2 separate regions of the Homo sapiens genome follow, and region 2 is linked to region 1. A link is a contact called in ENCODE Hi-C or POLR2A ChIA-PET data. All regions are on one chromosome and are shown on one strand. Each heading gives the region's core, a stretch centred on a gene start or an enhancer-like site at or near the end of the contact. The rest is flanking DNA. Distances are from core to core; before and after follow the strand shown.

Evidence for each region. Hi-C counts contacts between places; a loop is a spot of excess contacts on that map. ChIA-PET counts read pairs that join two places held with the same protein, here RNA polymerase II (POLR2A). Pooled maps may share reads with other maps.
Region 2: a loop to region 1 is called in a pooled map, with 7 times the contacts of the local background. The contact joins the promoter of PGAP2 here to the enhancer-like site in region 1. A Hi-C loop is called at or near these places in 4 of 50 pooled maps. POLR2A ChIA-PET finds 5 or more read pairs at or near these places in 4 of 52 experiments (BJ, PC-9, Panc1 and 1 more).

What each region holds. Positions count from the first base shown.
Region 1 is chr11:3,578,370-3,585,444 of GRCh38, reverse strand. It overlaps the pseudogene LOC107987159. Among named protein-coding and RNA genes, the nearest start is that of ART5, 60 kb to the left of the region's middle. RefSeq lists an enhancer at 1,423-2,064 and a silencer at 4,050-4,319. Within about 2 kb of position 4,489, at least 5 of the 41 ENCODE cell types and tissues checked have a DNase peak (open chromatin) inside an H3K27ac peak, as active enhancers do.
Region 2 is chr11:3,804,484-3,811,558 of GRCh38, reverse strand. It overlaps PGAP2 (post-GPI attachment to proteins 2), which reads right to left and starts at 2,999. Exons shown (of 7, transcript NM_014489.4): 1 at 2,908-2,999; 2 at 135-309. The coding sequence starts at 299. It overlaps LOC124902618 (a long non-coding RNA gene), which reads left to right. Exons shown (of 3, transcript XR_007062559.1): 3 at 3-394. RefSeq lists a silencer at 2,749-3,078.

The DNA of each region.
Region 1 (7,075 bases), core at 3,240-5,739:
AAGCCCCTATTGTAGGGATTTTGATGCAGAGGCCTGGGTGCCTCATGTCTCCTCCCATCTCTTTCTATCTTTCTGTCTCTGTCTCTGTCTATCTCTCTCCCTTTCTCTTTGTCTTATAGCTGCCCTGGGGACTAGACTCTGCCTTAGGCATCCCTCTGACTCCTGTTTGCTTTTACACTGAGGCTGCTTTAAGTCGCACCTTGATCTGAAGCCTTGGGCTTCTGTTCCTATTGCTTGCTTTTGTTGGGAGGGCTGTGCAGCTTCTTGACAAATTGCAAAGGTGCCCACGAGTTTCCAAGTCCCCAACAACAAAACCAGATGACAAACAAGGATGCAGCCCACGGCTGGGGAGACAGATTTCATGTCCACACAGATATTCCAAGATGCTGAACTGAAATCCACCCCGAAACCTGTTTTCTCTCTCATTTAAGTTCAGTGTTACCTGGGGGCTTGCAGGGCAGGGCTGGTGACCATTCCCAGGGCAAAGATGCTTTGAAATGTCAACTGAGAATGGTGTGGTGGTTGACAGATGGCACGTCAGGGCATAGATTAACATGGAAAGAGAAACTCACCCCTTCGGGGGAGTGTGTGAGGCTGGCAGCCACACAGAGGGCTTTTCCTGCGAGCTCTCGCACAGATGCAAACAGCCAGGAGGTTTTGCTTTCTGAGCCTGAGTGGAAGAATGTTCCTCCCTGAACATTGCCGCTCTGCAGCAAATGTTTATTCCTGTTGCTTTGATTAAAAGTGCTTACCAGGCCGGGCGCGGTGGCTCAAGCCTGTAATCCCAGCACTATGGGAGGCCAAGGCAGGCAGATCACAAGGTCAGGAAATTGAGGCCATCCTGGCTAACACGGTGAAACCCCGTCTCTACTAAAAATACAAAAAATTAGCCAGGCGTGGTGGCGGGCGCCTGTAGTCCCAGCTACTTGGGAGGCTGAGGCAGGAGAATGGCATGAACCTGGGAGGCGGAGCTTGCAGTGAGCCAAGATTGCGCCACTGCACTCCAGCCTGGATGACAGAGGAAGACTCCATCTCAAAAAAAAAAAAAAATAAAATAAGGAATGTGCTTACTGAAAGGGTTTGAGGGGAGTGGTGACAGTGTGAGTTATGGCTCTGCGGGCTGCCAGTGGAGCCAGCCGCTCTGCACAGCTGTGCAAGGGTGTTTTGAAAAGTGGTTCAGCCAGCCAGGAGTGACTGGGTGTAAGTGTTGCTGCCACAACATCTTGTAGCCTGATTGGGGCCGTATTTGCAGAACCGCTAAACCACTATACTTGTTCAGGCTTAAAAATAAGATTGCTTTTTTGTTTGTTTGTTTGTTTTGGTTTGTTTTATGAGATGGAGTCTCGTTCTGTCACCGGGTTGGAATGCAGTGGCATGATCTCGGCCCACTGCAACCTCTGCCTCCTGGGTTCAAGTGATTCTCCTGCCTCAGGCTCCCGAGTAGCTGGGACTACAGGCGTGTGCCATCATGGCCCGCTCATTTTTGAATTTTTAGTAGAGACGGGGCTTCACCATGTTGGCCAGGATGATCCGATCTCTTGACCTCGTGATCTGCCCACCTCGGCCTCCCAAAGTCCTGGGTTTACAGGTGTGAGCCACCGTGCCTGGCCAAACATAAACTTACTTTCTTATCTCTTTTGCTGAACTCTATTTTCTTCTTTTCCCAAATGTCTTTATCCGGAAGAGCTTTTAGCAACAAAGTTACCCAATGCCCTTCCCTAGTCTCTCCTTGCAACTGGCTCTCAGCAGGGGGTGGGAGGAAATCCTTGACAGAACCAATTTACATGACTGTTTGGAGGACTCTGGCTAGCCCCAGGAGGTGTTTGCATTTTTAAATGGTTACTAGTGTCAGAATGTTTCATGAGTAAGAGCACAGCCTCTATGTTGGATGCCCTGAATTTGAATCTCAGCATTGCCACTTTGTATATAACCAGAGGATGGATTTGGGGACCCAATGGATCTACCATGACATGAAGTTGTACCAACATTCACCTGACCTCCAAAATGCCTATTCTGACTGGTAGACCCTAGTCTCAGCCTAGTGCCAGTTCAGAGCCTGTGTCCAGTGATCCTGCACAGGTCTCATTAGTTCCTTTTCTCCTGTTCAGTCATCCTGGTAAAAGGCTGTGTATTCCCTTGGGGGCAGGCTGGGAGAAAGATTGACAGTATAAATTTTTGGCAGTGGAGCAGAGTCCTTTCTGGAGGGGACCTGGCTTCCCATTCAGACAAGGGACTCCGGGTCTGTGAACTGGCTTATGTCTGGGAATTGACTGGGGACTGTGACTCTGTTTTTATGATTCAGATTAGACTTCTGCTCACCTGACCTAGAACTCTTCTGCAAACACAGATCCAGTAAAAATGTGGCAGGCTTCTTATCTATTTCACTTCTAGGAATGCCACGATCAGCAGGCACCATAGGTCTCTGCGAGTCAGGCAATTCTGGTTGCAGCTTTGACTCTGCTGTCTTTTATGGTAACTGCGTCCACCTTGCCTTTGGGGATTGAGTGCTCTGATCACTTGGCCCCAGCCCCTGTAGTGTGCCTATTTCAATTACCCTCTTTATACCTCGGTCTCTTCCTCTGTAAAATGGGCATCCTCATTGCACCCACCCCCAGGGCTGCTGTGAGGTATAGATGGATTAGCATATGGCAAGTAATAGAAGAGTGTCTCAAAGTCCATGTGTCGTTATCAGAATTATTTCATGACAGGGGAGAGCTGGAGGAGAGAAGAAGGTGCTGAGCACACCCATGTGCTCTCCCACCAGTGTTTCCTGAGCACCTACTATGTGCTGCCCACTGTGAGAGCTGTTAGGGTTGAAATAGGGAGCACAGCAGGGTAGGGGCCGCCATCAGGAGCTTAGTGGGGAGACCATTGTGCAACATGTTTCCAGCGCTTGGGGTGGGGAAGCTCAGGGAGTAGAGGGGCCTAGGATCCTGGGCAGAATCATGGAAAGGACACAGCCTCCCCAGCCTCTCCTGCCTCCACTGCCTCCCTGGCCTCCTCTGCTTCCCTGGCCTCTCCTGCCTTCCTGGCTTCCCCTTCCACGCCAGCCTTCCCAGTCTCCCCTGTCTCTCCTGCTTTTGAGGTAGGCCAGGAGCTGCTGGTGCTCACTTAGCCTGTCCTGGACTCTGGGTGTAGCACCTCAATGTCCAGAAAATACCCCCGAGTTCAGCTCATCACACAGCCAGGGAAGGAGCTCCACACTGACACTAAGGGTGCATCCTAGGCTCATTCATCAGGGCATGCCTCCAAAATATTTCTCCACGTCTCCTCCCTTTGCCCACCTGCATTGTCTCTGTGCTTCAGCCCCGGCTGGGGGTCTGCAAGGATCCCCTATCTCCTCTGCCCCTGCACGGCTGGGTCCCAGGCAATCTGTGTGCCCACCACACCTCTCTCCCCTCGCCCTCCATGCTCCAGCCCCACAGTCCTCTTTCTGCTTCTTTCCCAGCCCCTGGGCTTTTGCACACGCTGTTCCCTCTGCCTGAACACCCTCCACTGGGCTGAGAACAACTCTTTGAGACCTCTCTCAACTTTTACTTCCTTTGGAACAGCCGCTGCTGCTGTCCCTCTCCCAGCTCCAAGACCTGCTGAGCCTCCTGTCTTTTTCAGTTCCCATGCACCCAACACTTCTTCGTGGCCTCCTTTTGCCCAATTGACAATGTCCATTCTCAATGCCTTCTCACCCAGCGCTGAGCCCCACTGGGTGAAGGCAATGCCTGTCATGTTCACCACAATATCCCCTCCCCCATCACCACGCCTGGTCCACAGTGATGCTCAAAAAAGATCTGTTGGTAGCAAAGAGAAGGTGCATTCGTGTCATCCTGCAGGCGGAATTCTCCACGAGTTTGGAGCAGCCTCGGTTTTCCCACCACCTCCAAATCATGGAAGACACAGGGTAAGAGCAAAGACAAGGTGGCTGTGGCCGATGTCCACCCTCTCGGGGCTTCCCTTCTCTTCTCTCCTCCTTGGGGAGGGAGACCATCGGGGTGCAACCTGGCTGCAGCGGGGAGGAGGGGCAGGGCCTGGTCAGAGCGGGTATGGCCACAGGCAGGGGACAGCGACCGCTTGGGCCGGGGCAGGTGAGCGCAGCGCAGGCCAGGGCCCGGCGTGTCCGCGGTGCGCGCGAGCGGCCAGCAGAGGGCGCCAGAGAGCCAGGAGCGGCCCGCGGAGGAGCCAGCGCCCGCCCCGATGCCCAGCTCCGCGCCGCGCGGACCCACCGAGCCCGCGCTCAGACGCCCCAGCTCCGCCGAGAGGCCGCTCGCGCCGGGTCCTTCCTCTTCCCCAGGTGCAGGCAGAACCCCCGGAGCCATGGCCAGCCCTTCCGGCAGCTCCGAAGCCACTGGCAAGCCCCGAGGCAGGGATGGCCGGCCCAGGAGGGAGGAGGACGACGTCCCTCCCGAGGAGAAGAGGCTGCGGCTGTTGCTGGAGGGGGGAAGCGCACAGCCCGAGGACGGGGAGGACGCGCCGCGGCCGGGCAGGAAGGAGACCGGCACCCAGACAGGTGGCGACGGCAGAGGAGTAAGTGACGCGGGCGCTGGGGTCCGGGGGTCCCGGGGGCGCAGGGTAGGGGCGGCGGGAGGCTCCGTGGCCGGCCCCGGGTTGAAGTTGGTAATTGAGCGGCAACTCAGGCGGGCGCGGAGTGACAGCTCGTGACGGCCTCCGAGACGCCAGCTGCCCCTTCTCGGCTGTGTGGCTTCGACTTCCTGATTCTCCCACGACGTCCCTGGCCGGGAGACGCGCTGGACTCTGCGGCTGGCCAAAAGGGGAGGGGGAGCCCCGCGTCCTGGGGGCCCCTAGCAGGGGAAGGGGCGGGGGTTGCGCCGGGCATCCTGTCTGGGGCATCTGTCTGGGACTCTGCCGGTGCCTCTCACCTGGCGAGGGGCCTGTGGTGGGGGTAGGGGGGAAGTCCCTGGCGCCAGGCTTGGCCAAGCCCTGCTCTGCTGGACTGCGGGCTGGCGGCGCTCACCCAGCTCCTCACCTGTCCCGCATCTTCCTGTTTTTCTTCCCTTTCTGGTTGGGCAGCGAGAGTTGAGAGGAGGCAGATGGCTTCCATCCCAGAAATCGCTCTCCTCTTTCCATCCCTACAGAGAGGGACAGAGAGGCAAAGTTCCTTGCATCCCCCGGGGCGCTGTCCCTGTGAGCTCCCGGTGTCGTGCACACGTGAGCCCCTGAGTCACCGGGCTTGTGTGTGTGCGATGGGGCTCCGTGGCCAGCCTGGCCTCCTGGGGTTCACTTTCTGCTTTCCTACCCCAGCTCTTCCTGTGTGGCTTTGCTGGCCTTCCACTGAGGAGGCACATGGGTTTGGAGGGCAGATGAGAGCCCACTGGAGAGCTGTACCCCTCAGTGAGGGCCGCCACCTTGATGGTTTTTGATGGATATTGGGGTTGACCTGTTTGTTCCTTCCACATGTTTTTTTGTTTGACCATTTGCTCAGCTGAGCTTGTCTTAATAATTGGATTCGTGGTTAATGAGCCCCACATGGGCGAGAGAGCGGCCTTCATTCTGAACCCATTTAGGCAGCACGGGCAGCCCTCCTCGCCGTGGGCGGCATTAGAGCCCACCCTGCCCAGTCTTGGGGTTGCTCCTTGATGCTGTCTGGGAGGCTTGCTCATGGTGACATCCTTATCTCTCCGTGCACGTTACCGCATTCAGAGCTTGGGTCACGTGGACACTGAACTCAGGCGAATTTTCTCTGAGATCCCGGGAGAAGGAGGACAGTTCTTTGGAAGGTTTTCCAGGGCTGATCACGGAAAGGATGAGAAGGGAGAGGTCCTGGTCGGGGACACAATTACGATGGCAGTGTAACGCCGGGAAACTTTATTGCATGAAGTCCCTCTCACTCCCTCTACCTCCTTCTTTTACGTGGACTCTGCCAAAGACCAGGATACCAGAATGCAGTGGAGTGACCAAGTGTAGTGGGACCTTGGGAACCCGAGTCTGGAGCCAGGCAGCTGGGGTTTGCATCCTGGTTCTGCCCCTCCTTAGCTGGCTGACATGGCACAAGCCACTTACCCTCTCTGAGCCTTACTGTCTTCGGTGGCAAATGGATCTGTCAACAGGCCCCATTGCCTGGGGTTGTTACTGCTGAGATTAAGGGAAGCTCATCCATAGAAGCACTTAGCGTTGTGCCTGGCACATAGTGTATGGTGGATAAATGGGAATTAGGACTGAAACTCATGCCTTGGTGTGTTTTTGCAGTGATGTTTTGTTCTGGGGTGCATCACAAGAGACAAAGTTCTTGGCTGGGCATGGTGGCTTAAGCCAATAATCCCAGCACTTTGAGAGGCCGAAAGGGGAGGATCGCTTCAGCCCAGGAGTTTAAGACCAGCTGGGCAACATAGTGAAGCCTCATATCTACAAAAAAAAAAAAAAAAAACAGCCAGTTATGGTGGTGTGTGCCTGTAGTCCCAAGTACTTGGGAGGCTGAGGTGGTAGGATTGCGAGAGCCTGGAAGGTCGGGCTGCAGTGAGCTGTGATCATGCCACTGCACTCCAGCCTAGGTGACAAAGTGAGACCGTTTCAAGGAAAAGAGAGAGAGAGAGAGAGACAGACCCACAAGAGTCTTAAGCCAGAGTCTCCATGTTAAAATGCTTTCTGGAGGCTAAAAGGATGATATGTTGATAATGAAATATTTAAAAGGCAGAAACCCCACTGAATTGTTTGGTCCACAGAGGGAAATGGGAATCACATGACCTGAAGGATGATGGAGGAACTGAACAGAAACCATCCTTGTTTCCTGAATCTGAACATGGCACCCTCTTTTCATGGTGCCTGTATCTGCTCAGTCTGGCGGCCCCTTGAAAAGAGGGAATCTTGATTTTCAAACTTAAAATTTGGCCCAAAGCCCACTGCTGCCCACAATGCCCACCAGACCCATTCCTCTTCCCTTTTAGTTTCTATGGGAATACTCTCTTTGAAGAACCCATGAAGCAGTGTCAGGCTGGTGTGAGGATCAGCAGCGATTTCTTTGAGGAGGAGAGCCCGTTTCTTCACTCACAGGCCATGTCTGAGTGGATCAAGAAGAACAGAGTGCCCTTTTAGAGATTTTGTCTGCGTAGACCATTAGCTTGGTAAA
Region 2 (7,075 bases), core at 1,750-4,249, 230 kb before region 1:
AGGCATCCCCCCAGCAGCCCCGTATGTTTGATGGGCCCCAGTGGAGAGCTGGCTAATCTTGTTAAAAGATATTCAAGATCTAAAGAAGATCCAGATCGGCCTGAATATGAGGTATCAGTGTCCCCATGCCCTACCCCACAGTGTGTGGCCGTTGTCTCCTTGAAGTGGAAGAGCAGGGACCAGAGGATGCAGAAGAGGAAGGCGACAAGTGGACAGCAGACCGTGACCAGGGCCACCATGGTGAAGCGGAGCCGTACCAGGGTCCCATCCCGATCCAGTGGTAGTGGGACCTGGTACATCTTGTCAGACCTGGGGATGGAGTGGCATGCTGTCAGGGCCCCAGGCAGCCAGGCTGGCACTCAGTGATAAAGTCAGCCCTTGTGCTCAGTCCTAAAATTAGCTGTGTGCTGTGGGGTGGGGAGTCTGAGGAGGAAGGCACCTAAACTTGGATAGCTCTTGCCCTGGATGAGGAAGACTGACTCAGAATCCCAAGACAACATTCCACCTCAATTTCAGAGGGAAGACAATGAACCAAATCTGTGCTAGGATAAAGCTTGAATGGACTGGGAGAGCTTCTCCTCACTCCTCTCTGCCTAGCTTGACAGGCCTAGGACTAGAGAAGCTGCTTTAAATAAGTGTCTCTCTTTATTTCAAGAACCAACCCTAAAACCTACCAGTGGATGGCATGGCCCATCTCCTCCCCCAGGCCTTTGAGCCTCGGCCCAGCCTCCAGGCTTCAAGGCCTCTCATCAGCTCTCATTTGCTTCCCCACTGGCCCAGGGCCCTCCTGCACCTTCAGTCCCTTCCCAGGCTCTGTGTGCCTGCACCGCAGTCCACAGTGGCAGGGATTCCATGGAAGCTGACAGAACCCCAAGCCCCCTGCTTGTCCCAGCCTGCTCCCTCACGTGCCCCCAGGGTGAAAGGCTTTGCAGAATCAGGCCTGGTGCTAGCCTGGGATTGCTGTTTGCTGGAGAGAGCTGCTTGGTCAGCTTCTGGAGGCTTCCCAGTGCCCAGGGGGCTGTCCACATCACCCTCCTGTGAACAGATGAGGGTTCCTGGGGGCTGTGATTTCCCCCTTAGATAAGGGTAGCTAAGGTCAGGAACTATAACAAATAAGTGTATACCAACAATCCTAGCCCAGCTCCGCACAGTATACAGAAGGGAAAGTTGGAGCAGGAATCTGCTCAGGATCACATAACAAAGAGATACATGTGGGACCCACGAAGAGTTACACACTGCAACTCTGGCCTTCCTTGACCCCTTCCTCTCTGTGTCTGAACTTGAGAAAGGTCAGGTTAGGACTGGAGTGAGAGAGGCAGAAGAGGCACCTGTTCACAGGAGGAAGAAAAGGAAAAACCAAAATCTACATAGATGAGGCAGTTAGCCCTATTCCCATTGTAAAGATAGAGAAACCAAGACACTCAGAGAGAGAGAAGGGCTGGCTCTTCCTCAAAGCCCTGTGCTGAGCTGAAGGGAAAGCCATCCCTGGAACGTTGGCTTGTTGTTGCCAAGCTAGGGCTGGCTCCAGACACATAAAGAATATACCCTTCTGGGCTCAAAGACCTTGTCAAATCAAGTCCCAACTCTTCCTGACCCCACCCACAAGACTCTCCCTTTAGTCCCACCCTCAAAAAGAACCCTGATCTCAGTTAGGTTGCCATCCTGGCATTCCAGAACAAGCCAGGTGGCTACGCCTCCACATTCTCACCCATTTTCCCCCAGCTGCCAGACCTGATCAGGCAGCCTGCTCCAATTGCTCAAGTTCCTCTCTCCCTTTTAGGAGCATCAGGGATCCCAGGGAGCTGGAAGTGGCTCTGGTGACCCTCCCAGAAAAAAAACACATTCCCTGGATCATCCCTAAATGGACTCTAAGTCCCTTAGGGCCCTAGATGGGGAACATTTTCCTCACCCAGCCCAAACCTAGACTCTGCAGTTGCAGTAGCACTAGTCTTCCCTCCCAGTATCCCTCCCTGAAGGCTGCAGCTCTAGATCCCTGAGGAACCACTAGGATTCCCAAATTGAAGACTAGATCTTCAGGGAATGAAGAGGCACTGCCCAAATCAGGAGTTGATGAGGAGGTTCAAGGGATAATCCATTCCAATTCTTGGAGGTATGCCTGGCCTCCCATTTAGCTGTGTGACCTTTGGCAAGCCACTTAAGCACTCTAGATCTGTTTCCACAGTTCTGCAACATGGGAATCACATGGTTTAGATTACCTCTAAGGTCCTTCCAACTTGGTCATTCTACTCCACACCTCAGGGTGGAGCTGAAGGGCAATTGTTCAGCCTGCAGATAGTTCTACATTCCTCACAGGTACTACTTAGCTGAAAATTGCTTTCTTTGGAGCTACCTCAGCTCCAAAGTCCCTAGAGATCTCCTCAGCCTCGAGTCTGAACCCACATTTACTGAGTGCCTACGGAATACTAGGCCCCCTGCTCTGTACTTGATATACATTGTCTCTTTTAATCTCACCATAATTCTATGAGGTAGGTGCTACAGCCTGTATATTTCCATTTTACAGATGAGGAAACTGAGGCTCAGGGAGGTTCAAAACACTTACTCAAGGCCAAGGCTAATAAATGGCACAGCTGCCATTCAAAACTACTCTATGGGGTTCCAACCCCGGGGCCCCATCCTCCCCACCTAGGACTCCTGACCAGGAGGCCCCGCGGAATAAAGGGAGAGCTCAACCCCTGCACACCCGGCCCCACGCTGGGGAGGGAGAAGAAGGGGGCCAGCTCGGCAAGTCCAGAGAGCAGCAGTTCCTGGGAAACAGAGTGTGTGCGATAGGACGGCAGGTACCAGGACTCCCACAGCGTGGGGCCCGGCCCTGCAGAGGCCAGACCGCGCGGCCAAGCTCCCGAGTGGGGCTGCCCGGCAGCCCAGCACATCCATGCCCATACTCACCCACGCGGTGGTGGCGAGAGTGCCGGCGGAACCCGGGGGCCCAGGTGGCCCGGGGTCGGGGGCTGGCTCTGCGGGCTGGTCAGAGCGCGAACGGCGGGGGCGGGGCCGGCGCTCTCGGGGCGGAACTTAGAGAGGAAACTGCGCCCAGATCCTCCGCTGGCTCCTCCCCGCTTCTGGAGACCCCGACCCCTGGCTCTCCTCCTCAATCTGGCGTGTCCTCAAACCATGCTTTACAGCCCGGGTCTGCCCCCACTAATTTCGGCTGCGTGAGGGCAGCCGGAAGAGCTCTGGATACCTGAGTTTGAGCATGTTGGATAAGCCACCTTGTCGCCTTACCTCTCAGCTGCGTTCCATCTACCTGTTGAAAGAACACAAAATTAATTCAACAGGGGCCGGATTTCTTTCTCATCCGCCCGTCTCTCCTGCCTCGCACCTCCATTCTAACCGAACTATCCAGCCTCGCCCTTCTGAAACATTAAGCCAGTTTCCTCCCAGCCCTGGCGCCCCTCCCCCAAACTTTGCTCGTCAGGGCGGTTGGGGACATTTCAGCAATGGGAAGAGCACCTTTGCAGGCAGTGAGACCCGGTGAGGCACATCCCAGAAACTCTGGCCTAGAGCTGTTCCCGCCTTTGTTCAGGAGAGGGCGCCCTGTCCTACGTAGCGCAGAAAGGATTTCCAGCCACCAGCCTTGGGTCTCCCCACAATGAGAGGATTGATCCCCCAAAACCAGCTGCCAGAGTTCCCTCCCTACCCTGACCATGACTGACCCATGAAAGAACTTGAGGGGGACCCCTGGCTCCCTTTGCAAAGACCATCCCAGCCCAACAGGGAAGGAGGGTGAAGGGACCAAGAATTCCTCCTGCAAGCACACTGGTGGGTAGTCAGAGCATCTGCAGCGGGTGGAGGACCTCTAAGTTAGCCATACCTAACATCGCACTTTTCCACTTAAATCCTCACAGCAATAACACATTCTGAACACCCAGTATATCCCAGGCACTCTTACTTCTTATCTCATTTATTTAATCCTCATAAAAACCCTGTGAGGGCCAGGCGCGGTAGCTCACGCCTGTAATCCCAGCACTTTAGGAGGCCGAGGCGGGCGGATCACCTGAGGTCAGGAGTTTGACACCAGCCTGGCCAACATGGCGAAACCCCGTCTCTACTAAAAATACAAAAATTAGCCGGGCACGGTGGCGGGCGCCCGTAATCCCAGCTACTTGGGAGGCTGAGGCAGGAGAATCGCTTGAACCCGGGAGGCAGAGGTTGCAGTGAGCTGAGATCGTACCACTGCACTCAAGCATGGGCGACAAGAGCGAAACTCCATTAAAAAAAAAAAAAAAAACCTGTGAAAATAGATACGATCTCGGCTCACTGCAACCTCCGCTTCCAGGGTTCAAGCGATTCTCCTGCCTCAGCCTCCCGAGTAGCTGGAATTAACAGGCGCCCGCTACTGCGCCCAGCTAATTTTTGTAGTTTTTAGTAGAGGCGAGGTTTTGCCATTTTGGCCAGGCTGGTGTCAAACTCCTGACCTCGTGATCTGCCCCCGCCTTGGCTTCCCAAAGAGCTGGGATTACAGGTGTAAGCCACCGCGCCTGGCCTTTTTTTTTTCTTTCTTTCTCTCTTTTTTTTTGGAGACAGAGTCTCACTCTGTCACCCAGGCTAGAGTGCAGTGCCACGATCTCGGCTCACTGCAACCTCCACCTCCCGGGTTCAAGCAATTCTCCTATCTCAGCCTCCCGGGTAGCTGGGAATACAGGCGGCACCACCATGCCCGGCTAATTTTTGTACTTTTAGTAGAGATGGGGTTTCGCCATATTGGTCAGGCTGGTCTCGAATTCCTGACCTCAGGTGATCCACCTGCCTTGGCCTCCCAAAGTGCTGGGATTACAGGCATGAGCCTCCGCCAGTAGATACTATTTAATATCCTCATTTTACAATGGAAAACAGGGAAACCAAGTTACCTACTTACACAGCTAATACATGCCAGAACCAGGACTCAAGTCTGGTACCTGAGATAATTCACATAATCCACTATATGCTGTTAATGCCACTTAGCATTTGTTGATTAATTTGCCAGAGCTCTTTTTCATGTGTTCACTTTTGTTCATTCACCCAGTCTAGGCCCTCTCTTTGACAGGCCTCATGTGGAGCAATGGTGGAGGACCCAGAGATACCTCAGACGCACTCTGAGGGGCTCCGAAGTCTGGAGAAGGTGCGCACTCAGAGTGTCTTGTTCTAAAAACTACTTTTCTTGATTTTGAGTTCTCCCCTATCCTGTTCTTTAAGGTCCCAGGACAAATGGACTAGCAAAACTTTACAAAAAGAACTACCTCTCTCCAAATTTGGCAACTAGATTCAGGTTTTCTGCCTTGGGGCTTCATGTCATCCTCTTTGTCTAGCTCCAACCAGGGGTGTCTGCTCCTGGCTATTGTTCCCTATCTTGACACCTTGTCTGTTCTCTTGGCCCTAAGTACCATTCCCTGAGGCTGGGTCCCCTCTCCCTGCCTCTAGACTACCCCCAATGCCCAAACCTTGAGGTGCTCTAATTTAGATTAATTCTTTAATTCTCTGGTGATTTGGGAAATATGGGCAATTCTCCATATAGCCCTGAGCCTCTGTTTCCTCGTCTATAAAATGGTTTTATTTATTTATTTAAAACAAGGTCTCGCGGGGGCGTGGTGGCTCACATCTGTAATCCCAGCACTTTGGGAGGCCAAGGTGGGCGGATCACAAGGTCAAGAGATCGAGACAATCCTAGCCAACATGGTGAAACCCTGTCTCTACTAAAAATACAAAAATTAGCTAGGCGTGATGGCGCGCACCTGTAGTCCCAGCTACTTGGGAGGCTGAGGCAGGAGAATCACCTGAACCTGGGAGGCAGAGGTTGCAGTGAGCCGAGATCGCGCCACTGCACTCCAGCCTGAAGACAGAGCAAGACCGTGTCTCAAAAAAAAAAGGTCTCACTGTCTTGCCCAGGCTGGTCTTGAACTCCTAGGCTCAAGCGATCCTCCTTCCTTGGCCTCCCAAAGTGCTGGGATTACAGGCATGAGCCACCGTGCCCAGCCTGTAAAATTGATTTAGGAATATCCACACTGGGTGTGGTGGCTTACACCTGTAATCCCAGCACTTTGGGAGGCCAAGGCAGGAGGATCACTTGAGCCCAGGAGTTCAAGACCAGCCTAGGCAACATGGCAACAGCATCTGTACCAAAAAATACAGAAAACTAGCTGGGTGTGGTGGCACACACTTGTATTCCCAGCTACTCAGGAGGCTGAGGTGGGAGGATTGCTTGAACCCTGGAGGCAGAGGTTGCAGTCAACTGAGATCATACCACTCCACAACAGCCTGAGTGACAGAGCAAGACCCAGTCTCAAAAAAAAAAAAAAAAAAAAGAATATCCACATCATAGGGTTGTTGTATTAGAGGTAATGTAGCAGTGTGCCAGCCATGTGGGAGGTACTCAGTACATGATGGTCATTATGATTAGACATGTCAGCCACAGTGTGAACTCGTCCTGAACTTTTTTTGTATTGTCTGACCTTGGCTGTCACCGACCCTTTCTGAAATCTCTTTATTTCACTATCAGTTTGAAAGACCTCGCCTACCTTGATTTATGTGAGGGAAGATAAAAGAAATAAAAAGAGTTCTTGGGCCGGGTGCGGTGGCTCACGCCTGTAATCCCAGCACTTTGGAAGGCTGATGTGAGCAGATCACCTGAGGTCACGAGTTCGAGACCAGTCTGGCCAACGTGACAAAACCACATCTCTACTAAAAATACAAAAATTAGCCAGGCCTGGTGGCGGGCGCCTGTAATCCCAGCTACTTGGGAGGCTAAAGCAGGAGAATTGCTTGAACCCAGGAGGCGGAGGTTGCAGTGAGCCAACATTGCGCCACTGCACTCCAGCCTGGGTGAGAGAGCGAGACTCCACCTCAAAAAAATAAATAAATACAAATTAAAAATAAAAATACAAAATACAAAAATAAAAAGAAAATATTTGTTGGGTTGATTTAATGGAACTGGGTTTTGAAGAATGGGCAGTATTTAGACAGGTAAGCAGAGATTGAGGAATTGCTAGAAAGGGGACACAGTGAGCATGGCTGGGGTAGGTATAGAGGCAGGGACATAGACTGCTAAAGACATCCAGCTTTAGACCAAGCTCTGCCACTG